Regions from separate parts of the Homo sapiens genome. Here region 2 is linked to region 1. A link is an interaction called in ENCODE POLR2A ChIA-PET data of the cell type or tissue named here. Cell type or tissue: Caco-2. All regions are shown on one strand. Each heading gives the region's core, and the rest is flanking DNA. Links, peaks and the distances in the headings are about the cores only. Region 1 overlaps PRR14L (proline rich 14 like). Region 2 overlaps DEPDC5 (DEP domain containing 5, GATOR1 subcomplex subunit).

The links. ChIA-PET counts read pairs that join two places held together with the same protein. Peaks named below come from ENCODE experiments on the same cell type or tissue, not always from the same donor. Only the 100,000 strongest peaks of a DNase experiment are listed, where the experiment ranks them.
Region 2: POLR2A ChIA-PET joins it to region 1 with 8 read pairs; 3 of 35 experiments call an interaction of 5 or more read pairs at or near these places.

Annotation. Positions count from the first base shown.
Region 1 is chr22:31,666,599-31,681,675 of GRCh38, forward strand. PRR14L (proline rich 14 like) reads right to left here. Exons shown (of 9, transcript NM_173566.3): 9 at 14,749-15,077. Among named protein-coding and RNA genes, the nearest start is that of PISD, 12 kb to the left of the region's middle. In Caco-2, for the core only: no CTCF peak of the experiment used is centred there; a DNase peak (open chromatin) is centred at 10,273; H3K4me3 peaks cover 677 bases.
Region 2 is chr22:31,897,379-31,912,455 of GRCh38, forward strand. DEPDC5 (DEP domain containing 5, GATOR1 subcomplex subunit) reads left to right here. Exons shown (of 43, transcript NM_001242896.3): 40 at 104-275; 41 at 4,364-4,424; 42 at 8,606-8,688; 43 at 8,827-10,655. The coding sequence ends at 9,119. Among named protein-coding and RNA genes, the nearest start is that of YWHAH, 40 kb to the right of the region's middle. RefSeq lists an enhancer at 14,791-15,077. In Caco-2, for the core only: no CTCF peak of the experiment used is centred there; no DNase peak of the experiment used is centred there.

The sequences.
Region 1 (15,077 bases), core at 5,805-13,804:
TTCGGGGGCTCAAGTGATCCTCCTGCCTCGGCCTCCCGAAGTGTTGGGATTACAGGCATGAGCCATCGCACCCAGCCTCATTTTTTAATTTTAATATTAAAAATTTTGTTGTGGGTCCTTAGCACTTTTTTTCTTTTTCTTTTTCTTTTTTTTTTTTTTTTTTTTTGAGACAGGATATTGCTCTGACACCCAGGCTAGAGTGCAGTGGCACAATCATGGCTCACTGCAACCTGGACCTCCCAGGCTCAAGCAATCCTCCCACCTCAGCCTCCCGAGTAGCTGGGATTACGGGTGCACACCACCACACTCAGCTTATTTTGTATTTTTTATAGAGATGAGGGTCTCACTATGTTACCCAGGCTGGTCTCCAACTCTTAGGCTCAAGTAATCCTCTTACCTCGACCTCCCAAAAAGTTGGGATTACAAGTGTGAGCCATGGCTCCCAGCCAGCACTTTTCCTATTGTCTTAGTCCATTTCTTAATCTGTTAAAATTGGGAAACATTGGTAACTACCTGATAGGCACAACAAGGTTTTATTTTGAGATGATAAAATTTGTCCTGAATTAGACAGAAATGGTACACCACGTTGTGAATGTACTAAATGTCACTGAATTGTCCACTTTAAAATGGTTGATTTTAGGCTGGGCACAGTGGCTCACACCTGTAATCCCAACACTTTGGAAGGCCAAGGTGGGTGGATCACCTGAGGTCAGGAGTTCAAGACCAGCCAGGCCAACATGGTGAAACCCTGTCTCTACTTTTTAGTAGAGACAAAATTAGCTGGTCGGGCTGGGCTCGGTGGCTCACACCTGTAATCCCAGCATTTTGAGAGGCCAAGGAGGGCGGATCATGAGGTCAGGAGTTCGAGATTGCCTGGCCAATATGGTAAAACCCTGTCTCTAGTAAAAATACAAAAATTAGCTGGGTGTGGTGGTGCATGCCTGTACTCCCAGCTACTCAGGAGGCTGAGGCAAGAGAATCGCTTGAACCTGGGAGGCGGAGGTTGCAGTGAGCCGAGTAACTGTAATATCAGCTACTCAAGAGGCTGAGGCAAGAGAATCGCTTGAACCTGGGAGGCAGAGGTTGCAGTGAGCCGAGTAACTGTAATACCAGTTACTCAGGTGGCTGAGGCCGTAGAATCACTTGAACCCAGAAGGCGGAGGTTGCAGTGAGCTGAGATTGCGCCACTGCTCTCCAGCCTGGGTGACAGAGCAAGACTCCATCTCCAAAAAAAAAAAAAAAAAAAGGAAGATGACAAGCATTGGAGAGGATGTGGGAAAAACTGGAATCCTTGTACATTGCTGATGAGAATGTAAAATGGTGCAGCCACTGTGGAAACCAGTTTACCTTGTTCCATCTCAAGCTAGTAATCCCAGCTCTCTGGGAGGCTCAGGCAGGAGGATCACTTGAGCCAAGGAGTTTGAGAAAATGGTGAAACTCCATCTCTACAACAAATAGAAAAATTAGCCCAGCATCATGGTGCATACCTGTAGTCCCAGTTACTTGGGAGGCTGAGGTGGGAGGATCACCCGAGCTCAGGAAATCGAGGCTGCAGTGAGCCACGATCATGCCACTGCACTCCAGCCTGGGTGATGCACCCAATTTATAGTGTTATAATGAGGGTTTGCAACATTATTTGTGTGCAGCACACAGGAAGTGCTTGATAAGTGGAAGCTGCTAGCTTTGTTATTATCACTGTTTAATTTTAGGGCTGCTGCCTCTCAACCTTGCCCATGCTCTGACACTTCTAGTCAGAAGCATTTGCTTAATCCATCCATTCATTTATTTATTCATTGATTTAATAAGTGTGTATTTATGGGAGTCTGCTCTAGGTATGACCGTGGGCATCCATGCCTTTATGAAGCTTATATTCTGGTGAGTACAGACATCAGGGAGGAGTCCTCCTTCGAAATCTGCGTTTTTAGAATTCAAGCTCCACACCCCGCCCCCCAACAAGAAAATCTCATTTGTTCTATTGCATGATGTTTGTTACATAGGGATAATTATTATCGAAAACTGTAAGGTACCGTGTAGTTATAAAAAAGCCAATTATTGCAATGCGTGGTGACACGCCCACAGGATCCTAGCTACTTGAGAGGCTGAGGCAGGAAGATCACTTGAGCCCAGGAATTTGAGGCTGCAGTGAGCTATGATTGCACCACTGCCACCCTAGTCTGAGCAGCAGAGCAAGACCATGTCTCAAAGAAAAGACAAAAACAAAAAAGCTGGCTGGGTGCAGTGGCTCACTCCTGTAATCCCAGCACTTTGGGAGGCCAAGATGGGTGGATCACTTGAGGTCAGGAGTTTAAGACCAGCCTGGCCAACATGGTGAAAACCTGTCTCTACTAAAAGTACAAAAAATAGCCAGGAGTGGTGGCATGCACCTGTAATCTCAGCTATAGGGAGGCTGAGGCAGGAGTATCACTTGAACTCAGTAGGTGGAGGTTGTAGTGAGGCAAGATTGCACAACTGCACTTTAGCCTGGGCGACAGAGCGAGACTCCATCTCAAAAACAAAAACAAAAACAAATTCTTGGCCCGGTGCAGTGGTTCACGCCTGGAGTCCTAGCACTTTGGGAGGCCTAGGCAGGCAGATTGCTTTGAGCCCAGGAGTTCAAGACCAGCCTGGGCAAAGTAGCAAAACCCTGTGTCTACAAAATACAAAAATTAGCTGGGAATTAGTGGCTCACACCTGTTAGTCCCAGCTATGCGAGAGGATGAGGCTAGAGAATCACTTGAGTCTGCGAAGCAGAGGTTGCAGTGAGACAAGATGGTGCTACTGCACTTCAGCTTAGGTGAAGAAGTAAGACCCTGTTTCAAACAAACAAAACAAAACAAAACAACAGCCGGGCGTGATGGCTCACGCCTGTAATCCCAACACTTTGGGAGGCCAAGGCAGGCGGATCACGAGGTCAGGAGCTCGAGACCAGCCTGACCAACATGGTGAAACCCCATCTCTACTAAAAATACAAAAATTAGCCAGGCGTGGTGGCGCACACCTATAATCCCAGCTACTTGGGAGGCTGAGGCAGGAGAATCACTTGAACCCAGAAGGTGGAGGTTGCAGTGAGCTGAGATCGTGCCATTGCACTCCAGCCTGGGCAACAAGAGCGAAACTCTGTCTCAAAAAAAAAAAAAAAAAAAACCCTAATTCTCAAAATTGTACATTGAAACTGTCACATAATTAACTTTACATTTGGTTTATGGTTAATGGTAGGTATTAGAAAGTACACTTAAAAGTACTGTGACTTGGCCAGGTGCAGTGGCTCACGCCTGTAATCCCAACACTTTGGGAGGCTGAGGCGGGTGGATCACAAGCTCAAGAGATCGAGACCATCCTGGCCAACATGGTGAAAACCCGTCTCTATTAAAAATACAAAAATTAGCTGGGCATGGTGGCGCACGCCTGTAGTCCCAGCTACTTGGGAGGCTGAGGCAGGAGAATCGCTTGAACCCAGGAGGCAGAGGCTGCAGTGAGCCAAGATTGCACCACTGCACTCCAGCCTGGTGACAGAGTGAGATTCCATCTCAAAAAAAAGTAGCATGGCTTAATTAATTTGGGTTGGTGGCAGTGATTTGTATAGAAGGCTCCTGGAGGAAGGGATGTTTGCAATGCGACTTTGTGATAGGCTAAATAATACCACTACACCCCCATCCTCAGTGATGTCCACATTCTTTTTTTTTTTTTTTTAACAGAGTCTTGCTCTGTCACCCAGGCTGGAGTGCAGTGGCACGATCTCAGCTCACTGCAAGCTCCGCCTCCTGGGTTCACACCATTCTCCTGCCTCAGCCTCCAGAGTAGCTGGGACTACATGCGTCCACCACCGTGCTTGGCTAATTTTTTGTATTTTTAGTAGAGACGGGGTTTCACCGTGTTAGCCAGGATGGTCTTGATCTCCTGACCTCGTGATCCACCCGCCTTGGCCTCCCAAAGTGCTGGGATTACAAGCGTGAGCCACCGTGCCCGGCCAGTGATGTCCACATTCTAATCCTCAGAACCTGTGAATGTGTTATGTTACATGGCAAGCAAAATTGAGAAATGGAGAACAGATTAGTGGTTGCCAGAGATTAAAGAGAGGGTGGGAGTGGGAGGGAAATGTGTGCAGCTATAAAAGGACTAAGGCATCCTTGTAGGTCCTGGTAATAGAAATGTACTGTATCTTGACTATATGGATGTCAATACTGTGATTATGATATTGTATAGTTTTGCAAGATGTTACCATTGGGGGAAAATTGGGTAAAGGGTACACCAGGATCTCTGTATTATTTCTTTTTGTTTTTGTTTTTTAGATGGAGTCTCACTTTGTTGCCCAGGCTGGAGTGTGATGGTGTGACCTCAGCTCACTGCAACCTCCACCTCTTAGGCTCAAGTGATTCTTGTGTCTCAGCCTCCTGAACTGCTGGGATTACAGGCACACGCCACCACACCTGGGTAATTTTTATATTTTTAGTAGAGACTGAGTCACCACGCCCGGCCTCAAGTTTTTCATTTTAAAGATAAGGAGAGGTCACGTGACTCTGTGAAGGTCACAGGGTCAGCAAGTGAAATGGCTGGACTGGATACTGCAATCTGACTTCCAGGCTGCTGCATTTCACCCAAGGTGTCCAAAGTTTTCCAGGCTGAATTTTCATGACTCCTGGGCCTTCCAAAAAATACTGGGATAATGTGAGTATTGAAGTGGAACAACGGAATTCTGTGGCTGGTATCTGAATACAGAGCTATGGAAGAGAGGTTGTGGAATGCTAAAGTCATATAACCCCATTCAGCTCACAAAAGTTTTGTAACAATATGTTGCAAGAAAGTGATCTTGGCAGGGCGGGTGCAGTGGCTCACGCCTGTAATCCCAGCACTTTGGGAGGCCGAGGTGGGTGGTTCACCTGAGGTCAGGAGTTTGAGACCAGCCTGGCCAACATGGCAAAACCCCATCCCTACTAAAAATACAAAAATTAGTCAGCTGTGGTGGCTCATGCCTGTAGTCCCAGCTACTCGGGAGGCTGAGGTGGGAGAGTCACTTGAACCAGGGAGGTAGAGGATGCAGTGAGCCAAGATGGCACCACTGCAATCTAGCCTGGCAACAGAGCAAGACTCCATCTCAAAAGAAAAAAAAAAAAAAAGAAAGTGACCTGGAACTTTAATCATCTGAATGATGTGCAGCATGAAGTCTCTGAAAGAAATTCCAAGAAATCCTGCCAGATTTTAATTTCTGTGTGTTTGACGCTGCCAGAGACAGATAACTTGTTTTCATTGCTGTTGTTGTTTTGAGACAGGGTCTTGCTCTGTCCCCAGGCTGGAGTGCAGCTGGCACACTCACAGCTCTTTGCAGCCTGGGCCTCCTGGGCTCCAGAAATCCTCCCGCCTCAGTCTCACAAGTAGCTGGGACTACAGGCATGGACCACCACACCTGGCTACTTCGTTTGTATTTTTTGTAGAGACAGGGTTTTGCCATGTTGCCCAGGTTGGTCTCCAACTCCTAGGCTCAAGTGATCTGCCTGTCTCAGCCTCTCGAAGTGCTGGGATTATAGGTGTGAGCCACCACACCCAGCCATGAAAATTGTTTTGCAAAGCAGATTTTGAAACAGATTTCTTAGGTCTCAAGCTGTTCATAAGATTACCTTTTAGGTAGATCCAATTTTTTGGCTACTTCTATCACTCTTACATTCTTCTTCTTTTTTTTTTTTTCTTGAGACAGACTCTCTCTCACTCTGTTGCCCAGGCTGAAATGCAGTGGTGCAATCTCTGCTCACTGCAATCTCCACCTCCCAGGTTCAAGCCATTCTCCTGCCTCAGCCTCCTGAGCAGCTGAGGACTACAGGCGTGCACCACCTTGCAGTGTGATTTGCAGCACGAAGTCTCTGAAAGAAATTCCAAGAAATCCTGCGCTAATTTTTGTATTTTTTGGTGGAGAGAGGGTTTCACAATGTTGCCCAGGCTAGTCTCAACTCCTGACCTCAAGTGATCTGCCCACCTGGGCCTCCCAGAGTGCTAGGATGACAGGCAGGAGCCACTGCACCCAGCCTCATTCTTAAATTATTTTTTGAGATGGAGTTTCGCTCTTGTTGCCCAGGCTGGAGTGCAATGGTGCGATCTCAGCTCACCGCAACCTCTGCCTCCCAGGTTCAAGCAATTCTCCTGCCTCAGCGTCCCAAGTAGCTGGGATTACAGGCATGTGCCACCATGCTTGGCTAATTTTGTATTTTTAGTATAGACGGGGTTTCTCCATTTTGGTCAGGCTGGTCTCGAACTCCCGACCTCAGGTGATCCGCTGCCTTGGCCTCCCAAAGTGCTGGGATTACAGGCATGAGCCACCGCGCCCAGCCTCTTATATTCTTATAGGAAGAATATTTCTTCTTATATTCTATTTTCTTTATACTTTATGGTAGATTGAATTATTGTTCATTTATCCCAATTATTCATGATCTTGCTGTATTTTGTTTGTTTGTTTTTGAGACGGAATCTCACTCTGTTGCCCAGGCTGGCGTGCAGTAGTGCAATCTCGGCTCATTGCAATGTCCGCCTCCTGGGTTCAAGCGATTCTCCTGCCTCAGCCTCCCAAGTAGGTGAGACTACAGGCACCCACCACTATGCCCGGCTAATTTTTGTAATTTTAGTAGAGACAGGTTTTCTCCGTGTTAGCCAGGATGGTTCTGATCTCCTGACCTCGTGATCTGCCTGCCTCTGCCTCCCAAAGTGCTACGATTACAGGTGTGAGCCACCGTGCCCGGCACATGCTCTTGCTGTGTTATATCCTTCTCATTTGACATGTAGGTCTACAATTCTTCCACTATGAGTAGAATATTTTCTCTGCCTTGTTCATGTGGAGCTTGGCCATGTGTCTTGCTTTGGTCAATGGATCATATAAGGATGTGAAGAGAGGAGTGGCCTTAAATGTGCTGTTTGACTTGGCTTGGATCTCCTGCTCTAGGGAGCAGTTGGTGCAAGGAGAATAAGAGACATTTTAAGCAGACCTGGACCTAAAGTACAGCCATGCCCGGTTGACCTGCAGCTGAAGCAGAGCCATTAGACTGAGCCAAGCCTAGATCAGCCCACCTCAGTCAACCTGCAGATCCATGAGCATGAGGATAAATGGTCACTATTGTTCTCTACTGAATTTGGGGTGATTTGTTATGCAGCAATATCACAACAATAGCTGACAAACACACATCAGGAATGTACTTCTCTTTTTTTTTTTTTTGACACAGAGTCTCACTCTGTCGCCCAGGCTGGAGTGCAGTGGCGCTATCTCGGCTCACTGCAAGCTCCGCCCCCCGGGTTCACACCATTCTCCTGCCTCAGCCTCCTGAGTAGCTGGGACTACAGGCGCCTGCCACTACGCCTGGCTAATTTTTTTGTATTTTTAGTAGAGACAGGGTTTCACCGTGTTAGCCAGGATGGTCTTGATCTCCTGACCTTGTGATCCGCCTGTCTCGGCCTCCCAAAGTGCTGGGATTACAGGTGTGAGCCACCGCACCTGGCCAGGAATGTACTTCTCATTCGGATTTTGCACATACAATGTAAGAATAAACAGCTTATATTATATTTGTATGGCTTTTCTTTCAAAATAAATTCTTTAAATATATAGGTTTTTATCTTGCTCTTTTTATTTCAGTGTTGATTTAATCTTGCCAAGAATCTTATTAACACTTTGAGATAGCCAGTTCTTTAAAAGAATGTTTCCTTTGAGTTTTGGAGTTGACAGATGTACCATCTATTTCATTACACTCACTCTCGTACCCACTGGAGCATCACGGGGAAATGAGGCAATTTTCTAAATGAGGATGTGTCCTCCTACTTCTTTACTTCTTCTTTTTTTTCCTTCTTTTTTTTTTTGAGATGGAGTCTCACTCTGTTGCCAAGGTTGGAGTGCAATGGTGCAATCTCGGCTCACTGCAACCTCCACCTCCTTGGTTCAAGCAATTCTCCTGCCTCAGCCTCCCTAGTAGCTGGGACTACAGGTGCGTGCCACCACGCCTGGCTAATTTTTCTATTTTTAGTAGAGACAGGGTTTCATCATGTTAGGCAGGATAGTCTGGATCTCCTGACCTCGTGATCCGCGTTCCTCGGCCTCCCAAAGTGCTGGGATTACAGGTGTGAGCCACCGTGCCCGGTTGTGTCCTCCTACTTCTAAAGTTCTTTTTCTTCCAAAGCCAAGAAAAGATAGCAAGACTTAGACATATTTGACCAAATGATGTGCTTATGTTCAAAATCTTTCACTGGAAATTCCTTTTCCAAAATAATACACTATGGCCTTTGCCTTCCTGAAACAGAGGTATCCAGACAACTCCAGGTCTCCTTTGTAGCTGGGATTACAGGCGTGCACCACCACGTCCAGCTAATTTTTGTATTTTTAGTAGAGATGAGGTTTCACCATGTTGGCCAGGCCAGTCTCGAACTCCTGGCCTCCCAAAGTGTTGGAATTATGGGCGTGAGCCACCGCACCTGGCCTATTTGTGTACTTTTAAATTATGTAAAAATAGCTGGGTGCGGTGGCTCATGCCTGAAATCCCAGCACTTCGGGAGGCTCAGGCAGGCGGATCATGAGGTCAGGAGTTCGAGACCAGACCGGGCAACACAGTGAAACCGTGTCTCTAATAAAGATACAAAAATTAGCCGGGTGTGGTGGCACGTGCCTGTAGTCCCAGCTACTGGGGAGGCTGAGGCGGGAGAATCACTTGAACCCGGGAGGCGGAGGTTGCAGTGAGCCAAGACCATGCCATTGCACTCCAACCTGGGTGACAGAGTGAGACTCCGCCTCAAAAAAAAAAAAAAGAAGTTCAAGACCACCCTGGCTAACAGAGCGAGACCCCATCTCTACTAAACACACAAAAATTAGGCAGGCATGTTTGCATGTGCCTGTAATCCCAGCTACTCAGGAGGCTGAAGGAGGAGAATCACTTGAACCGGAAAGGCGGAGGCTGCAGTGAGCCAAGATCACGCCACTGCACTTCAGACTGGGCGAGAAAGTGAGATTCCGTCTCAAAAAATAAATAAATAAAATAAAAATAAAGATGTAAAAATAGGCTGGGCACAGTAGCTGACACCTGTAATCCCAGCTACTTTGGAGGCTGAGGCAGGAGGATCATTTGAGCCCAAGAGTTCTAATCCAGCCTGGGCAACATAGCAAGACCTTGCCCCCCCCATATATAAAAAATATATATAATATATATTATATATTATGTATATTATATATATATACATATATATTTATTTATTTTGAAACGGAGTTTTGCTCTTGTCACCCAGGCTGGAGTGCAATGACACAATCTCTGGCCGCTGCAACCTCCGCCTCCTGGGTTCAAGTGATTCTCCAGCCTCAGCCTCCTACATAGCTGGGATTACGGGCTCCTGCCACCATGCCCGACTAATTTTTGTATTTTTAGTATTGTAGTAGAGACAGGGTTTCACCATGTTGGCCAGGCTGGTCTTGAACTCCTGACCTCAGGTGATCCACCCACCTTGGCCTCCCAAAGTGTTGGGATTACAGGCGTGAGTCACCGTGCCCGGCATATATATATATATATATATATATATATACACACACACACACACACAGACACACACACACAGACACACACACATTCGAACTCCTGGCTTCAAGTGAAACGTCCTCCGCCTTGGCCTCCCCAGGTGCTGCTGCTATTACAGGCGTGAGACACCGTGGCCAGCTCAGTGGTTAGTATCTTTATTTGGAGACGAGGGCAACCCATGAGAGATCTTAAGGAGTGGTTCTGACAAGTGCAAACTTGTGTTTTAGGAAGACCACTTAGGCAGCAGTAGGGGAAGGACAGGAGGGGCGCTGGGACTCATGAGTAGCTGCTATACTTTGGGATCTGTCCCCCATCCCTGTGTTTGCAGTGTTTCAGCGACCATTTCAACATCTCCAAAAGTCTAAGATTAAAAATGCAAAAGAAAAGAGAGAAACTGCTTAGGCGAGTCTTTCTCCCAGGCTGGAGTGCAGTGGCGCGACCTCGGCTCACGGCACCTACAGTCTCCCGAGTTCAAGCGATTCTTCTGCCTCAGCTTCCCGAGTAGCTGGGATTACAGGCGCGCGCCACCACTCCCGGCTAATTTTTTGTATTTTTAGTAGAGTCACCAGGTTGGCCAGGCCTGTCTCAAGTGATCCGCCCGCCTCTGCCTCCCAAAGTGCTGGGATTACAGGCTTGAGTCACCGCGCCCGGCCCACGTGGCGAGTCTTAACCACGTGACCCTCCCCGCTCTCCAGCCCGGCAGGTACCAGCAAAGGACTAGCAGCCTCCTCCAATATGGATAGCTTCTCGGATGGCCCCGCCCCTCCGGAGAGCTGCAGCCAATCAGACGGCGTGAGGCCAGCAGTGGGTGCGGCTGCGCTTGGCGCTGCGCATATCCGAATACCAGGAAGTGCCCGGTTTCGCTGTCAGTGCTCGGGCAGCTAGAATCCAGGTCCCTTGAGGAATAATTTAAGAAGGGGTGGAGAAAAATTAGGGGGCGTCTTCAAATATTCAGAGAGTCAGCGAGGTAAAGAGGACTTGGGCAGGTCTGTGTAGCAACGGGGGCGGGAATCATTCATTGACGCATGAAGTATTTCCTGAGCTCCCACCACGTAAGACCAAGTTTTGTTCTAGATGTCCGAGGGGCCAGAGTGAATATAGCAAAGTCTTTGACCTCAAGGAGCTTAACGTGAATAATATGGGGACGTGGTGGTGTTAAAAAATATATAAAACAGGCCGGGTGCCGTGGCTCACGCCTGTAATCCCAGCTCTTTGGGAGGCCAAGGCGGGTGGATCACGAGGTCAGGAGATCGAGACCATCTTGGCTAACGCGGTGAAACCCCATCTCTACTAAAAATACAAAAAATAAGCCGGGCGTGGTGGTGGGCGCCTGTAGTCCCAGCTACTCTGGAGGCTGAGGCAGTAGAATGGCGTGAACTCAGAAGGTGGAGCTTGCAGTGAGCCGAGATCGCGCCACTGCACTCCAGCCTGGGCGACAGAGCGAGAATCCGCCTCAAAAAAAAAAAAAAAAAAAAAAAAAAAATATATATATATATATATATATATATATATCACCGACCGGGCGCGGTGGCTGACGCCTGGAATCCCAGCACTTTGGGAGGCCGAGGCGGGTGGATCACTTGAGGTCAGGAGTTCGAGACCAGCCTAGCCAACATGGTGAAACCCCTTCTCTACTAAAAATACAAAAATTAGCCGGGCATCATGGCGGGCGCCTGTGATCTCAGCTACTTGAGAGGCTGAGGCAGGAGAATCGCTTGAACCCGGGGTGGAGGTTGCTGTGAGTCTTGATCACACCACTGCACTCCAGCCTGGGCGACAGAGTGAGACTCTGTCTCAAAAAAAGAAAAAAAAATCTTTCTCTTATCTCGCACACCATAAGGAGGACATATAATGGGAGGCAGTACACTTCCCAGTAGAGGGATCTGGAAAGGCACATATCTGAATACAGTAACTGAAGGAACCATGTAGAAATGTGAGAGAAGGGCATCACTGTCGGCACAGGCAGCAAGTGCACACGTATCATGAGATCCGAGCAAGGAAAAGCCAAGTGTCGGTGTGGAAGTTGTATTCAGATTGCTTCTACCTCCTCAGTGAAATGCGAAGGAAAACTATCAGCTGTGGATAAGGAAGGAGGAGGGACTGGTGGTTTGAGAAAGATGTCATGAAGGACTCACTTATGACCCTGTAAGTTGAAGAATTATGAATTTTCTAGAACACTTTTTAAAAAAGAGAAATCTGGCCGAGTGCTGTGGCTCATGCTCGTAATCCCAGCACTTTGGGAGGCCGAGGCGGGTGGGTCATCTGAGGTCAGGAGTTCGAGATTAGCCTGGCCAACATGGTGAAATCCCGTCTCTAGTAAAAATACAAAAATTATCCGGACGTGGTGATGCACACCTGTAGTCCCAGCTACTTGGGAGGCTAAGGGAGGAGAATCACTTGAACCTGGGAGGCAGAGGTTGCAGTGAGCCGAGATCGCACCACTGCACTTCAGCCAGAGGGACAGAGTGAGACTCTGTCTCAAAAAAATAATAAGATAAAAAGGAGAAATCCCAGAATGAACCGCAGAATTGTGATATTGGCCAGGTGCAGTGGCTCACACCTGTAATCCCAGCACTTTGGGAGGCCAAAGTGAAAGAACTGCTTGAAGGTCGGAGTTAGAAACCAGCCTGGGCAATGTAACAAGACCTTGCTTCTATAGAAAATAAAAAGTTAGCCTGGTGTCATGGCACTGTGGTCTCAGCTACTCAGGAGGCTGAGGCAGGAGGATGGCTTGAGCCCAGGAGTTCCAAGGTTGCAATGAGCCGTGATCATGCCACTGCTCTCCAGCGTGGGTGATAGAGCGTGACGGTCTCAAAGGTGGAGTGGTGGCGGGGGAGGTCAAGCGCGGTGGCTCATGCCTGTAATCCCAGTACTTTGGAAGGCCAAGGCAGGAGATCACTTGAGACCAGCCTGGGCAACATAGTGAGACCCTGTCTCTTCCAAAAAATAATTAGTTGGGCTTGGTGGCATATGACTGTAGTCCCAGCTACTTGGGAAGCTGAGGTAGGAGGATCTCTTGAGCCAGGAAGTTCGAGGCTACAGTGAGCTAAGTTGTGATTGTGCTACTGCACTCAGGCTAGGCGAAAGTGAGACTGTTTCAAAAAAAAAAAAGGGAAAGTAAATAGAAATGTGTTTTCCATTGCTGGAAGAGGACAGGACACCACAGAGAGGATTCTTTTTTTTTTTTTTTTTTTTTTGAGACAGGGTCTCGCTCTTTCGCCCAGGCTGGAGTGCGGTGGTGCGATCTCAGCTTACTGCAAGCTCCGCCTCCCGGGTTCACACCATTCTCCTGCCTCAGCCTCCTGAGTAGTTGGGACTACAGGCACCCGCCACCCCGCCCGGCTAATTTTTTTGTATTTTTAGTAGAGACGGGGTTTCACCATGTTAGCCAGGATGGTCTCGATCTCCTGACCTCATGATCTGCCTGCCTCGGCCTCCCAAAGTGCTGGGATTACAGGCGTGAGCCACTGCGCCTGGCCAGGATTCTTAAATCAGTGGTTTGTTTTTTTTGAGACAGGGTCTCGCTCTATCACCCAGGCTGGAGTGCAGTGGCGTGATCTTGGCTCACTGCAACCTCTGCCTGCCAGGTTCATGTGATTCTCCAGCCTTAGCTTCCCGAGTAGCTGGGATCATAAGCGTGCACCACCATGCCTGGCTAATTTTTGTATTTTTAGTAGAGATGGGGTTTCACCATGTTGGCTAAGTTGGTCTTCAACTTCTGACCTCAAGTGATCCACCTGCCTCGGCCTCCCAAAGTGTTGGGATTACAGGCATGAGTTACAGCGCTCAGCCTTAAATTAGTTTTGATCAGTCTTCACCAGGCTCTACCAACACAAGATTCTGTAATGAGAGGTTAAAGAGATTATACTGCCTTAACTGTTAATTAGCAACTCTTTTCTCAAGAAATGGTGTAGGAGAGTACATTTCTCCAAATAACCATGAAACCTAACAAGAAGCACAGCTGTCACGCAGTTAAGTTCTGTAAATAGAAGACTACATGGATAGAATTCCTTGTTGCAGTTCTGAGGCCAAGAAGGGAAACTGGGCACTCACTGCTTTTGCTCTGGGCAGAGGAAGAATGTCACCAGGAATCATGCTTCTTTCTGGAATATATCAGTGTGGTGTTACAGAGGTGTTTTCAGTCATTCTTTTACCAGTTTCCATTGGCTAAATGAGAAGCAGAAGATTCATAGCGTAACCTCATAAACAGCTGGGAAGGACAAGTATTAAGTGGTGAGATCTTTTAAAAAGTAAACGAGGGACTGGGCACGGGGGCTCACACCTGCTATCCTGGCACTTTGGGAGGTCGAGGCGGGCAGATCAGCTGAGGTTGGGAGTTCAAGAGCAGCCTGACCAACATGGAGAAACCTCGTCTCTACTAAAAGTATAAAATTAGCCAGGCGTGGTGGCCCATGCCTATAATCCCAGCTACTCGGGAGGCTGAGGCAGGAGAATCGCTTGAACCTGGGAGGCGGAGGTTGCGGTGAGCTGAGATCGTGCCATTGCACTCCATCCTGGGCAACAAGAGTGAAACTCTGTCTCAAAAAAAGTAAATGAGGCTGGGCTCAGTGGCTCACGCCTGCAATCCGGGCACTTCGGGAGGTCGAGGTGGGGGGATCACCTGAGGTCAGGAGTTCAAGACCAGCCCAACCAACATAGTGAAACCCTCTTCTAAAAAAAATACAAAAATTAGCTGGACTTGTTGGTGGGTGCCTGTAATCCCAGTACTTGGGAGGCTGAAGCATGAGAATCCCTTGAAACCAGGAAGTGGAGGTTGCAATAAGCTGAGATTGCATGCCACTGCACTCCAGCCTGGCGACAGAGTGAAACTCCACCCCCCGCCCCCAAAAAAAGTCAATTGGCACAGAGACAGGAAGCAATGCTCAAATGTCTCCCTGATCTGGAAGTGGGTCAAGCTTTTATGGCATTCCTATCTAGTCCTAGGTGATGCCAATGCAGTCGGCCTGCCAGGCTCGTGGTGGTAACAATTAAAACGTTAAAGCTTTTTTCCACTGTGCACGCTCAGGCAATTTTGGCTGTCTCACCTGTAACAACTTAAGCAATGGTTAATCAGTTTGAGCTGGTCCCACAGTTACAACAGGATACTCCTCAGAAAATGGTGACCACTTTGGAAGGAACGATGCTTACTGTGACATATAACTTTGGAATGTCTATTTTAACTTATTGCCAAGCCACGAGAACAAAGTAACGGCCTTGAGAGTTATTTGAAAGGTTTTCAAAAAAATTTATTTTCATAAATTAACACACATAACAGTGGAAATCTTAGAGTCACAAACTACCAAACAGAAAAGGAACTGCAGGGGCATCATGTATACCAATGTTACCAAAAATGTACAAATTTCATTGAACTACTGACCATGATAATATATAAACATGTCAGGCAGCTATTTTTACTGGCCCAGACCAGCCCAAGGAGATGCTGAGGCCTCTCACCAAGAATTCAAATCCAATTCAGCACCAGAGAGGGGCTTGTGAAGACACACAATCAACAAACATGGAATCTGAGAGCACACTGCACTAGATGGCCAGCTC
Region 2 (15,077 bases), core at 1-8,000, 220 kb after region 1:
AATATGCATGCTGCCTTTCTGGCGGGTTTTCTCCTTGGGAAGTATTTTCTCTTGTTTGAAAGAACTTGGAGATGATATTGTTTGTTTCTGTACTTTCCGCCAGGTCCAAGGTTGGCATCGGAAAGCCACCTCCTGTGGCTTCTTGTTAGTCCCAGTTTTGGAGGGGCCTTTTGCACTGCCCAGTTACCTGTATGGCGACCCCCTTCGTGCCCAGCTCTTCATCCCACTCAACATCAGCTGCTTGCTCAAGGAGGGCAGCGAGCACCTGTTTGATAGTAAGAAATATTCCCTTCTGGAGGTTGTCTCAACCAGTAAGACCCCGTCCCTAACAAGGACACCACTCTGGGTATCCAGTCAACACGGACTAGGGAAAAGGGACAGCCTTTCAACAAGGGGCCAAAAGGATCAAGGTTCTAAAGGATCCTGATTCTTGACTTAGTGGCTGGATAACTCTGGACAAATCATTTCATGTCTCTGAGTCTCGAATTCCTTATTCCTAAAATGAGAGTGTCTAGAGCTGCCTGGAGCAAAGTGGTGGGTGGGAGAGGGCGCTAAACTCTATAAATCACAGGCAGCACTGGTGTTCTCCCACGCTCTCCTTTCATATGCTCCAGCCTAACTGGTTTGGGCTGCAGGGATTTAAACCTCACGGGAGACTTGCATATGCTATTTCGTGCAAAAAGGCCAGGAAAGGGAGGGCATGAAAAGCAAAACAGGAAACAGCATCCTTTTGTGCAAAGCTGTGGCATGTCAGCCTCTGGAATGGTGCGTGTGACTCGAGTCATGCATCTCAGGGAAGACAAAGCAGGATCAGAGGATGATAGCAGGAACCAAATCAGAGCCTTTCCCTCTGGGAAAGGTTTTCAATCAGAAAGAGAGTACCCAGGGTCAGCCTGGACCTGCTGCTCTACCCCAGAGCCCAGAACCCAGAGGGCAGGTTTAGGACAGATCAAAGACGAGCTGAGCTGTACTTGACACAGCATATAGCTTTTTATTACCAAGTGCTCGTTGTGGATGCACATATAAATAGCTCCTACAAAGCTTTTGATGAGTTCACAGATGATCTTTTTTAAAACGCAAAGCTAGGGTTGATGCTGATACGTCAGGAGCCCTGAGGTTTCTCAGGTATAAAGATTAGAACTGTGAAGGAAACAACATTTGACGTAAGAGAGATGCTTTCTTCTTGTCCCCTTGTAAGTCTGTGTCGTGATCAGCGGCAGAGAACCAGCCCAAAAGATAAGGAGATCTCCCCAGGTGGATTAGGCCAAGCAAAGTATTCCTGCAATTTCCATGTGACAGGCTGCCCTCATGGTGCAAACAGCTTTTCTTCCAAAAGCCCATCCGTGTATTTTTTGTTTGCAGTTTGGAAGATTTTTTTTATAGACACAATGTTCTAAGTGATAATCGGGGTCCCAAGCAAGCCCCACAGAGGCCCTACCTGCTGGGGGCTATAGACTGTGGGACACACAGAGCTTACAAAGCCCCCTTGAAACACACATGTTCTTGTTTAACCTCACAGTGATGTGGCTGAGAGAGGACCATTTATGCAGTCCTGAAATGCCAGATGATTGTGTTCATATGGGGCAGTTTTAAGCCAAGCAGCTCCTGGTACTATTGTTTTTATTATGTTGAAGGAACAGAGAGATCTTCCCCCGAAACTGTCCAAAGACTCTTTGGGGGTTTTTCACCTTTGCTATAACAGCACAGGATTGCCCACAGGGCTGGCGTTGGAGGACATTTTTGTGCAAGTTGTTTTTCCCTGCCAGTTGTAACTCAGTCTTCAAGACCAGCAGCCTCTGTTGGTTGCCATGGTTACAGCTGCAGAAAGGGTCCCAGTTTAAAGCAATAAGGATTTGAATCTAAAAATCAATTTTCTTGCTTCTGTGCCTCTTCTCTTTTTGTTCTTGCCATTTCCTATAGCAGCAAATTCAAAATCTTAAAAATCTGACAAGAGTGTGCTGTGTGTGTGGATTTTCTCTGTTTAAAGCCAAAGTCTTTTTTGCTTTTTGCCCTTTTTTTTTTCTTTTTGTGACGTAGTCTCGCTCTGTCACCCAGGCTGGAGTGCAGTGGCGTGATGTCCTCTCACTGCAACCTCCGCCTCCTGGGTTCAAGTGATTCTCCTGCCTCAGCCTCCTGAGTAGCTGGGATTACAGGCACACGCCATTCATGCCCAGGTAATTTTTTTTGTATTTTTGTAGAGATGGGATTTCACCACGTTGGCCAGGAAGGTCTTGAATTCCTGACCTCAGGTGATCTGCCCGCCTCGGCTTCCCAAAGTTCTGGGATTACAGGCATGAGCCACTGTGCCTGGCTTTTTGCTCTTTAGTTGCCCTAAATCCTCAAATCCATCCCAGGTAGAAAATTCCAAATGTGGAAAGATTAGCAAAACCACCGCAGGCACTCTTGTCTTTGGGATGGCTGTGCAATTACCACCCCAGGCCTCAGCACCTCCTCCCTGAGAGCAGCCCGGACTCTGTCCTCTGGTGCTGTGCGACAGCCTTCCCCAGCCCTCCACAGCCCTCCACCCTTCCCCCTCCACTCTTGGTTCTCAGCAACAGCCTTGCAGAAGGCATGAGGCTGGAGTAACAAAGTGGGTTATGGAGGAGCGGACTTATCTTTTCTGCTCTCCTCCCCAGCTGATTACTCTTCAAACTTTTATTTTATTTTACTTTATTTTAGTTTTTTTGAGATGGAGTCTTGCTCTGTCGCCCAGGCTGGAGTGCAGTGGCGCAATCTCAGCTCACTGCAACCTCCGCCTCCTGGGTTCAAGTGAGTCTCCTGCCACAGCCTCCCGATTACCTGGGATTACAGGCATGTGGAACCACGCCCAGCTAATTTTTGTACTTTTAGTAGAGACGGGGTTTCACCATGTTGGCCAGGCTGGTCTCAAACTCCTGACCTCAGGTGATCCACCCACCTCAGCCTCCCAAAGTGCTGGGATTACAGGTGTGAGCCGCCGCACCTGGCCCAAATTTTTATTTTTATATTTATTTGCTTCAATTTTCCTACCTCTAGAATGGAGCTTATAATATTTGCCCTTTCTTGTGGGAAGATTGGTAATACAAAAAAGTGGGGGTGGGCCGAGTGTAGTGCCTCACGCCTATAATCCCAGCACTTTGGGAGGCCGAGGCAGGCAGATCACCTGAGGTCAGCAGTTCAAGACCAGCCTGGCCAACATGTTGAAACTCCATCTTTACTAAAAACACAAAAATTAGCTGGGCGCTGTGGCACATGCCTGTAACCCCAGCTACTCGGGAGGCTGAGGCAGGAGAATCACTTGAGCCTGGGAGGCAGAGGTTGTGGTGAGCCGAGATCGTGCCATTGCACTCCAGCCTGGGCAACAAGAGCAAAACTTCCTCTCAAAAAGAAAAAAAAAAGTGGGGGTAGTAGTTGTTCCTTAGAAGCAGCTTACATGGTCCAGGCACAGTGGCTCATGCCTGTAATCCCAGCACTTTGAGAGGCAGAGGTGGGAGGATCACTTGAGGCCAGGAGTTTGAGACCAGCTTGGACAACATAGTGAGATGCCATCTCTACAAAAAGATTTAAAAATTAAAAATTTTTAAAAATGTAGAAATTAGTTGGGGCCGGGCACAGTGGCTCACGCCTGTAATCCCAGCACTTTGGGAGGCCGACGCAGGCGGATCACTTGAGGTCAGGAGTTCAAGACCAGACTGGCCAACATGGTAAAACCCCGTCTCTACTTAAAATACAAAAGTTAGCCGGGTGTGGTGGCATGTGCCTCTAATCCCAGCTACTCGGGAGGCTGAGGCATGAGAATCACTTGAACCCGGCAGGCCGAGGTTGCAGTGAGCCAAGATCGCACCACTGCATTCCAGCCTGGGTGACCAAGCAAGACTCTCCCTCAAAAAAAAAAAAAAAAAAATTAGTTGGCCATAGTGGTGCATGTCTGTGGTCCTAGCTACTTGGGAGATTAAGGTAGGAGGATCACTTGAGCTCGGGAATTCAAGGCTTCAGTGAGCTATGACCATGGCAACTAACATGCATTTACAGTTTATCTTCTGTTTGTACTTTAATATCATGCTCCTTTCAGCTTTGGGTATAAGAAGTCATTCGAATGAGCCTTATATTGAGTTCTGGTAGCTCACACTGACTGCTGAGGACTTCACCTTCCTAGACCCAGCTATAGCTTGCTTGGGGGAAGGGATGGTGTGAACACACAGCTGTCCTTTCTTTGACCCTTGGGATGGAGGCCAGTCTTTCTCAAAGGGCGTAGTATGGAGAAGCAGAGGTTAGGCTCAAGGGGACTGATTGCCAAGAGTAGTAAAGGGTACAGAAGACTGGCCCAGAGAGAATTACAAACCTTGTGATCACAACCCAATATTTATTCTTATTTTCCTTTCAGGCTTTGAACCCGAAACGTACTGGGATCGAATGCACCTCTTCCAGGAAGCCATTGCACACAGGTTTGTCCCTTAGCAAGTGTGAAGAGTGGGAAGGAAATCAGTGTTTATCTTGAATAGCAGTTACCAAAGTGAAACTCATTTTTTTAGCTCCTAGAGAAAGGGATGTATTCCACCAATGGCAAATTCACTGCTTATCTCCAACAGGACTCTTTACATTGGTTTTTGAGATAAGCGCTGCCTCCCTGTTTCCTGTAACTATTGTTTTTCAGACCTCATTATTTTCTTCTTCCAGTTGAGTGGAGAACATAGAACTCTCTCCTTAGCCTCCAACAAGACCCTAGGCCAAGCTATTCAGGAAATAATATAAAATGAAAAATTAAAAAATGTGTCAAGAGCCCAACACAGGTTGAAAAGACAATGAATGGTTAAAAAGCAATAGATGAGTCAGTAGATATTTCTTGGCACCTAATATGTGTGCCAGGGAAAGCCTGTCCTAGACTTCACTGTCTCCCACTAGACTAGTCCAGCCGACTGTGTTGTCTCCAAACATCACCAGCCTGGTATCTGATGGCCACTTCATGTTAGTCATGGTAAAAACAAAGCCCCTTGTTCTTGCTTTGGTAATCCTCTCATTACACCTTCTCCAGTATCCTGTCATCTCCTTATTATATATATATATATATATATATATATACTTATATATACTCATACAACCACAGGACTATTTAGCCTCTCACACCCACGATGGCCCCAGCTTACCTTAGACCTTCGTCTAAGGTCTACCCCTTCACAGACCTAGCTCAGGTGCTTAGCAAAGACTGTGGAATGAAGGCAAGGGTGGCTGATTTCCTCCTTCCACTAACAGTGGGTGGTGCAGATTCAGGGCAGAAGGTAGAGAGTGCAGCAGTCAATGGGAAAGGGCCTTGATGTACGAAGTAGACAGGCCTTATCCACTCCCACCTCCACCAGCATCTGGCTGAGGAACCATGAGCAATTCTGGAACTGGTGAGCCTCCATTTTCTTACCCCTCACGGGGAAGCTGGGAGGGTTCTCTGATGTTCTGGAGAGCCCGGTGATGCACCTAGTGAGCCCTCAGTAGACAGCAGTCACCAGGGGGGACCCTGCTAACTCACGAGTTTCTAAGTAGCTCTTACCCTGCTTGCCCTGCTGGCAGGATGTCACTCAGAACGTGGCCTTTATTTGTTAAATCTGCTTTTTTCCTTCACTGCATCCTCCTCCTGATCCCCCTCAGTCCAGATCCTGGTCTATCTTCCCAGGAACTATTGTACTTTCCTCCTCAGCCAGCTTTTTCTACCACAGATACCCTCACCTGTTTTCTGACCAGTCCTCTGCATCATTGTACCAGTGTGCTGCAGTGTGCTCCTTACCTAAACCCCCAACCTTCCACACCTAAACCCCCACCTTCTGTACCTCTACGTTCCACACCTAACCCCCCTCCACCTTCCACACCTAACCCCCCTCCACCTTCCACACCTAACCCCCCTCCACCTTCCACACCTAAACCCCCCTACGTTCCACACCTAAACCCCCCCACCTTCCACACGTAAACCCCCTCCACCTTCCACACGTAAACCCCCGCCTTCCACACCTATTCCCCCCACCTTCCACACCTAAACCCCCCCACCTTCCACACCTAAATCCCCCTACCTTCCACACCTAACCCCCCCAACTTTCCACACCTAAACCCCCCACCTTCCACACCTAAACCCCCTCACCTTCCACACCTAAACTCCCCCACCTTCCTCACCTAAACCCTTCCACCTTCCACACCTACCCTCCCCCCATCTTCCACACCTACCCTCCCCCCACCTTCCACACCTAAACCCCCCCTTATACACGTAAACTCCCTCACCTTCCACACCTAAACCCCCCACCTTCCACACCTAAAGCCCCCCACCTTCCACAACTAAACCCCTCCACCTTCCACACCTAAGCCCCCCCACCTTCCACACCTAACCTCTCCCACCTTTCACACTTAAACCTCTCCCCTGTTCCACACCTGTCAGAATCTTCCTCCAGGGATTCCCAAATGTTTCCTCTCTGAATTCCTCTTTCCCTTTCTTTCAAAACACTCTGAATGTATTCCAGTGACTTGGGGGCCCTTGGAGGGCAGGGGTATGCTTTTTCCTATTTGTGTTTCCTTCTATAATGCCTAGCAAGGTGCCTGCCTAGAGTAGTTTCATATGTAGCTTTTGCATAGGGTGGAGCTTTAAGTGCAACTGTGGCTCTAAATGACACATCAGCCCACCCATAAGGTCCATCTCAGAAAGAGCTAAAAAAGTGTCCATCTTCCTCAGCCCCTAGGCTGTGACCTACAGCTCCTCCTTCATCTTCCTCAGCCCCTAGGCTGTGACCTACAGCTCCTCCTTCATCTTCCTCAGCCCCTAGGCTGTGACCTACCGCTCCTCCTTCATCTTCCTCAGCCCCTAGGCTGTGACCTACAGCTCCTCCTTCATCTTCCTTGGGGCAGGTGGAGATGATTATATCCCCTCCCCTGCCCTTACTGCGTTTCTGTCTTGCATTCTCCCTGAGTGGACAGTCAGGTGGCCAGGAACCATGTGGTTAAATTGCCTTTTTGTTCTTTCCTGGTGACCTAAGGAAGAAATGAGGTAAAAAAAAATTACTCTGGTAAAAAAAAATCAGGCTGATCCATGCTGAGGAAATCAGTAGCCTTAATTAGAAAGTAGAGAGAAAGCAGGCTGGGTGTGGTGGCTCACGCCTGTAATCCCAGCAGTTTGGGAGGCCGAAGCAGGCGGATCACCTGAGGTCAGCAGTTCAAGACCAGCCTGGCCAAAATGGTGAAACCCCGTCTCTACTAAAAATACAAAAATTAACTGGTCATGGTGGCGCGTGCCTGTAATCCTAGCTACTTGGGAGGCTGGAAGCACAAGAATTGCTTGAACCCGGGAGGTGGAGGTTGCGGTGAGCCAAGATTGTACCACTGCAGTCCAGCCTGGATGACAGAGCAAGAGTAGAGAGGATTTTGCAAAGGCAAAATCCAGAGCCAATCCTCATCATATAATCAGCCTGTAGACAGGGAGCTTACAGTGCATAGTAGCCTACCCATTTAGTTTGCATATTTGACTTCATGTATTCTTTGGTAAAAAATTATGGAATGCAGATTATGTAGAGGATACAACACAGCACCTCCCCAAGGAACTCAGTCCAGGAAAGAAGACAGGCATTTTCCCTTCTTTAGTTCTGCCTACATCACTGTCTCCATTATATAAACCCCTCAGACTTAGAGGGCAGGAGCCACATCTGTTACCACGTCCTTTACAGCTCTTAGCAGGTAGAACTGTAATAAATGTGCCTTATGGAAATAGAAAAACCAGGAATAGAACAAGCCATAGATGAAAAATGGCTCCTCCTGCCCATTTCCAGAGCACAGGGAAGCAGAGAGCCCCAGCTTGGCGTTCCTCTTTTTTTTTCTTTTTGAGATGGAGTCTCGCCCTGTCACCCAGGCTGGAGTGCAATGGCATGATCTTAGCTCACTGCAGCCTCCGCCTCCCGGATTCAAGTGATTCTCCTGGCTAATTCCAGAACAATCCTGGCTAATACAAAAATTAGCCAGGCATGGTGGCACATGCCTGTAATCCCAGCTACTCAGGAGACTGAGGCGGAGAATCACTTGAACCCAGGAGGCAGAGGTTGCAGTGAGCCGAGATCATGCCATTGCACTCCAGTCTGGGCAACAGTGCGAGATTCCCTCTCACCAAAAAAAAAGATAAGGACCTTCCCTGGAGGAATGGATAGCCTCGAGTATGCGGGTGGGTATGTGTGGCCTGTCAAGACATGAGGTAGATTCCAGTGAGAGGCCCAGGATGGGATGGGGGAGAACGCTCAGTGGGAAGGTCTGCTGGGATGGGTAGGGAACATGGTAGGAGGGACGGGCTGTCTGAGCAGAGATGAAGGCTGGATGAAGAGTGCAGCCGGTGGGAAGGCTTTCTTTCACTATGGTGGTAGTGACATGGTGGACCACGGAGATGACGGGCTGCTGGGTGTGAGGAGGTCTGGTAAGCCATGGTGTTGGAAGAGGTAGAGGTCAGAAAGTGGTGAGGGTGAGGACAAAAATAAGCAGCCTGCATGTGCAATCTGGAAAGAGATCTTTCCAGATCTCTGTGTCTCAGGCTGTCCGAGAGTCCTATCAGCTACATTCTCTTCCCTTGCCCCTTTAACTAAGGAGGCGCTGATTAGCATGTCTTCCTGTCCTTCCCTAGGTTTGGGTTTGTACAAGATAAATATTCTGCCTCTGCTTTTAACTTCCCTGCTGAGAACAAGCCTCAGTATATCCACGTTACAGGTGAGGAGCTACGGGCAGAGTTGGGCAGGTGGGTCCACATCCCTTTCCTTGCACCAAGCCTATGGCTGCAGAACCACCTCAGCAGGCTCCAGGAGCCCTCCTGGTGGCTGCCACACAGGCGCTCCCCTTTCTCTTCAGGAACAGTGTTTCTGCAGCTGCCCTACTCCAAGCGCAAGTTCTCAGGGCAGCAGCGGCGGCGGCGGAACTCCACCAGCTCCACCAACCAGAACATGTTCTGCGAGGAGCGGGTCGGCTACAACTGGGCCTACAACACCATGCTCACCAAAACATGGCGCTCCAGCGCCACAGGGGATGAAAAGTTTGCTGATCGGCTGCTGAAGGACTTCACGGACTTCTGCATCAACCGTGACAACCGGCTGGTCACGTTCTGGACAAGTTGCCTGGAGAAGATGCATGCCAGTGCCCCGTGAGGCCAGGCTGCACCTGTGCTGGGGGAAGGTGGGTGAGCCACTGCCCTCAAACCCGGGGCGGAGGATTCCAGGCAGGCTCTAGGAGTCAGGTGTCCGTTTGCTGCTATCAGTGAGTGGGGGCCATTGTTTTTTGTTTGTTTGTTTGTTTGTTTGTTTGTTTTTGGCCCCCACGACAAGTCTTCTACTCTAGAAGAAAGACTTTGGAAGCAGCTGCTGCTGCTGCCACCACTCCTGTCAGCAAGTGCTCAGAGCAGGTGGGAGGCACAGATTGTCCGTGGGAGGGCTCCAGTGTCTGGGAAGAGGGCAGGCGGCCCCCATGAATGTCCTCGGAAGGGGGTGGCTCCTGGTAGCATCCTTTTCCTTCACCATCTATGGGATATTAGGGGCAGAATCTGCCACTTCTTGCCCAGGAGTGTGCACAGATGTAAGATAATTTTGTGAAATAATGTACCATAGACTCTCACCAACTGTATATACCTGTACATATCAGAAGCAAATAAAGAGCTCCACGTGCATCATTTCTTTCCCCACCCAGTTCCCCACAGAAGCAGTCCCATCCTGGGCTGGGCAGTTGTGCCAGGTGGCCGGGGTCATGGCAGTCAATGAAGTGGTCACAGATGGTGAGAGGGCTTCAGAATTCACTGGCTTAGAGTCTGGCTGGGAGTTTATTGAGAGATTTCTTTCATAGGCCACTGGGCAGGAGCAAGGATGGTTCCAGTGAGGACAGTGAGCAGGCAGTATAACTTACAAGGTAACTGCAGGCTCATGCTGTCAGAATGAATCTTGCTAAATGGGTGAGCTCAGCTCTGGGACGCAGATATGATGGCATTCTGAAAAAAATCAAAGGAAACATTTTGTAGACTCTAACTTAGGTTTTTTTTGTTGTTGTTTTTTTTGTTGTTTTTTTTGACACAGTTTTCACTCTTGTTGCCCAGGCTGGAGTGCAATGGTGTGATCTCAGCTCACTACAACCTCTGCCTCCTGGGTTCAAGCGATTCTCCTGTCTCGGCCTCCCGAGTAGCTGGGATTACAGGCACCTGCCACCATACCAGGCTAATTTTTTGTATTTTAAGTAGAGATGGGGTTTCACCATGTTGGCCAGGCTGGTCTTGAACTCCTCACCTCAGGCGATCCACCCACCTCAGCCTCCCAAAGTGCTGGGATTACAGGTGTGAGCCACCATGCCCGGCCTAACTTAGATTTGCTGAGATAAGACTCAGCTTGGTGCTTCACCTCAGCACCCTGCCTTAAGCTACTCAGGGCAGTTCAGGAGCTGTGGGTCAGAGGGGAGAATCCGACAGTGACTGCCACTTCTTGCTGTGCCATCTCACCACGTGGAGTTCATCACAAGCTCTGTTGATTTGCCTCCTCAATGGCTTTGCATCCATTCTCTTCTTCCCAGGCCCTGAGCTGCCACTCAGTCCAGCCTTCCTTTGTCTTTCTCTTAGATCCCCAGGAAAACCTTCTAATTTGTCTCTGCTTTCACTCCACTTGTCAGTCAGTCTTTTTATAAAACCACTGTGATTTTGCCCACCACTTAACTAGAACTTTTTGGTGACTTGAACTTCAAAAATCTTAGATGCAGCCCACATGGTCCTGCACAGTCTGGTCTGGTGGGCTGTTTGTACAGCCACCCTGGCCATCACACAGTCCCTGGAACATCACAAACTCTGCACCAGCTCAGACGCTTTGCACTTGCTGTTCCCTCTGTTCCATCTGCCTGGAACATGCCTCCCTCCATGCCCGCTCTGTCTCACTAACTCCTGGTGGTCAGCCATCAGCTCTTAGCTCAACTGTCACTTCTCCAGAGAAGCAGAGTTGGCCCTGTTACATCCTCCCACAGCACTTTGTACTTCTCCAGCATGGTACTCAACATGTTTACACTCTACCATGGCAGAAGCTTCTTTTTTTTTCTTTCTTTCTTTTTTTTTTTTTTTTTTTTTTGAGACATAGTCCGGCTCTGTCACCCAGGCTGGAATACAGTGGTGCGATCTCAGCTCACTGCAAGCTCCGCCTCCAGGTTCATGCCATTCTCCTGCCTCAGCCTCCCGAGTAGCTGGGACTATAGGCGCCCGCCACCATGCCCGGCTAATTTTTTGTATTTTTAGTAGAGACGGGGTTTCACCGTGTTAGCCAGGATGGTCTCGATCTCTTGACCTTGTGATCCACCCGCCTCGGCCTTCCAAAGTGCTGGGATTACAGGCGTGAGCCACCGTGCCCAGCCAAAGCTTCTCTATTTTGTTCATCTTTTTGTTCCCAAGTGTACATGATAATAGTAGATGTTGGAGAAATGGTTGTTGACTGAATGTATAGTAACTGAATGAACTTTGGATTCCAGGGCTGGGAACTGGATATTTTTTTTTTTTTTTTTTTAGAGACGGAGTCTTCCTCTGTCACCCAGGCTGGAGTGCAGTGGCTCACTGCAGCCTTCGCCTCCGGTTCAAGGTTCAAGCGATTCTCCTGCCTCAGCCTCCTGAGTAACTGGGACTACAGGCGCACATCACCACGCCTGGTTAATTTTTGTATTTTTAGTAGAGATGGGGTTTCACCGTGTTGGCCAGGATGGTCTCGATCCACTGACCTCATGATCCACCCTCCTCGGCCTCCCAAAGTGCTGGGATTACAGGCGTGAGCCACCGCGCCTGGCCTGGGCACTGGATTTTACATCTGAGTCTCCACCTTCCTAGCTAGGCTCCTTAGTTACTTCACAGAACTTGAACTTATTTAGAACTTAAAACGTGGCTATGGATGCTGCATGTAATGATTTTGAGAGAATAGGTTTGTTAATATATGTGAAAGAGCCCTGGATAATTCCTGGAAATGGAGCAGGCCTTTGATAAAAACCTGTTTTCTTTTCCTTTTTCACCTTCCCTTTTCTAAGATATGTAAATCCCCTCATCTATGAAATGGGAAGCTATCTCCTTGGGTGGTTGGAGAATCAGAAGACACATGTAGCTGGGCACGGTCGGCCCACACCTGTAATCCCAACACTTTGGGAGACTGAGATGGGAGGATCACTTGAGCCCAGGAATTTGAGATCAGCCTGAGCAACATAGGAAGACCCCGTCGCTACAAAAAAAATGAATAAATAAAATAAAATAAATAAAAAATTAGCTTGGGGCCGGGTGCAGTGACTCATGCCTGTAATCCTAACACTTTGTGAGGCCGAGGTGGTCGGATCATGTGAGGTCAGGAATTTGATACTATCCTGGCCAACATGATGAAACCCCATCTCTATGAAAAATACAAAAATTAGCCAGGCGTGGTGGTGTGCACCTATAATCCCAGCTACTTGGGAGGCTGAGGCAGGAGAACCATTTGAACCCGGGAGATGGAGGTTGCAGTGAACCGAGATTGTGCTACTGCACTCCAGCCTGGGCGACAGAGCAAGACTCCGTCTAAGAAAAAACAAAAGTTAGCTGGACATGGTGGCTCACACCTGTCATCCCAGCTACGTGAGAGGCTGAGGTGGGAAGGTCGCTTGAACTCAGGAGGTCTGCAATGAGCTGTGATTGCACCACTGCACTCCAGCCTGGGTGACAGAGCAAGACCTTATCTCAAAAAAAAAAGGCCACGTATATGAAAGGTCTTACAAAAAGACAGTAAGCAAATGTCTGCTCTCAAACAGCTGAACAGCTGCTCTCACATTCCTGGATGGGAGTCTCCATTGTGCTCTCAAGCCATTGAGTGATGGTGCTGGACACAGCAAACGCTGGCCTGTTCAGATCACATACGAACTGAACAATCACTTGTGATCCTCAGTGTCCTGTGTGTGAGGCCAAAACTGCCCCTGCAATTGCCCAGCAGAAGGCCCACAGAATGATTTGGTGGAAGAAGGGGCGGCTGGTGCGTTAGGATGCTGGGTCACTCCCCCATCAGAGCGGGACCTCAAACTTTCCTGCCCATGAGCCCCAGTCTCCTTGCTGCCTACTTTCCTGATTCCTCCTCTCTCTGGTGGGCATCTCCTTCCACCCACTTGTCCAAGCCAGAATCTGGTAGTCAAACCCAGTGCCTTCCTCCTCCATCATCCTCCAGTCCTCCCATCCATTCATCCTGTCTCTTAGACTCATCCACCTTTTTGTAGGTACAAAGCTCAGCCCACAGGGAATCTGTGGGTTTGGTCAGACATGGAGGACATGTGCATGCCGATCAGAAGCCTATCACCAGATTATACAGGCCAGGTGCGGTGGCTCACGACTGTAATCCCAGCACTTTGGAAGGCCAAGATCATCTGAAGTCAGGAGTTTGAGACCAGCCTGGCGAACATGGTGAAACCCCATCTCTACTAAAAATACAAAAGTTAGGGCCGGCCACGGTGGCTTACGCCTGTAATTCCAGCACTTTGGGAGGCCAAGGTGGGTGGATCACCTGAGGTCAGGAGTTCGAGACCAGCCTAGCCAACATGGTAAAACCCTGTCTCTACTAAAAATACAAAAGTTAGGGCTGGGCGCAGTGGCTCACACCTGTAATTCCAACACTTTGGGAGGCCAGGGCGGGTGGATCAAGAGGTCAAGAGATCGAGACCATCCTGGCCGACATGGTGAAACCCCATCTCTACTAAAAATACAAAAATTAGCTGGGCGTGGTGGTGCGTGCCTGTAGTCCCAGCTACTCGGGCGGCTGAGGCAGGAGAATTGCTTGAACTCGGGAGGCAGAGGTTGCAGTGAGCTGAGATCACACCACTGCACTCCAGCCTGGGCGATGGAACAAGACTCTGTCTCAAAAAAAAAAAAAAAATTCAAAAACTAGCCAGGCATGGTGGCGGGCGCCTGTAATCTGAGCTACTCAGGAGGCTGAGGCGGGAGAATCACTTGAACCTGGGAGGCAGAGGTTGCAGTGAGCCGAGATCGCATCACTGCACTCCAGCCTGGGCGACAGGGAGACCCTGTCTCAAAAAAAAAAAAGGAAGGGATACATGATGTATGCCAGAGACACTGCGCAAATCTGTGAGGCCTTGCTGAAGCAGATAGCGAATACTGGGAGGGAATGCTGAATAGAAGCCATTTTACAGGCCTCTTCAGTTACCCAGAAAAGTTCAGAAAAACACAGAATAACAATGGTCACTCCATTGAGTGCTTCCTGTGTCCTGGGCAATGTGTCATACACCTTTTCATTGCATGATCTTTGTTGTTGTTGTTGAGACGAGATCTTGCTCTGTTGCCCAGGCTGGAATGCAGTGGCAGAATCTTGGTTCACTGCAACCTCTGCCTCCCAAGTTCAAGCAATTCTCCTGCCTCAGCCTCCCCAGTAGCTGGGACTACAAGGGCATGCCACCACATCCAGCTAATTTTTGTAATTTTAGTAGAGACAGGGTTTCACCATATTGGTCAGTCTGATCTCGGACTTCTGACCTCAAATGATCCACCCACCTCGGCCTCTCAAAGTGCTGGGATTGCAGGCATGGGACACTGCACCTGACTCATTGTATAATCTTATCAACATACCAGCTGAGGGGTGGAAGGCCCCAGGAAGTAGGGTCCACGCCCATACGCTAACAAACAGCTGGACTGGGAATCAGGTTCATGGGAATCAGCCCAGTCACCACCAACTGTGCTGCCCTCTTCACCTTTTTGTGGTGCTGTATCAATGAGATGCCACCCACTGCTCCATCCTGGGTTCCTGCCTGGGGACCCCTTCGTTCCTTTCAACTGACTGCCTTACGTGTATGGTGAATCTCTGCATGGGTACAGATGCAGTGTAACATGTAGACATGGCCTCATATACAGGTTCTCTGGTAGGGAATGGGCAGTGACTCAGTGACTTTGAGGCAGGACCAGTGGCCTTTCCTCCCTGCCAGGCTTCTATCTGGAAGGCACTGTGTGTGCCCTCTCTTCTGGTCTGCAGCTGTGGCTTCAGCCTGCAAGTGCTTCAGGCAGCTCCTGGCCTTCAGACTGTGCCACACACTTGCCCTAAACCTGGCCTGAAATGCCTGGGATGTAGCATTTGCATGTAGCAAAA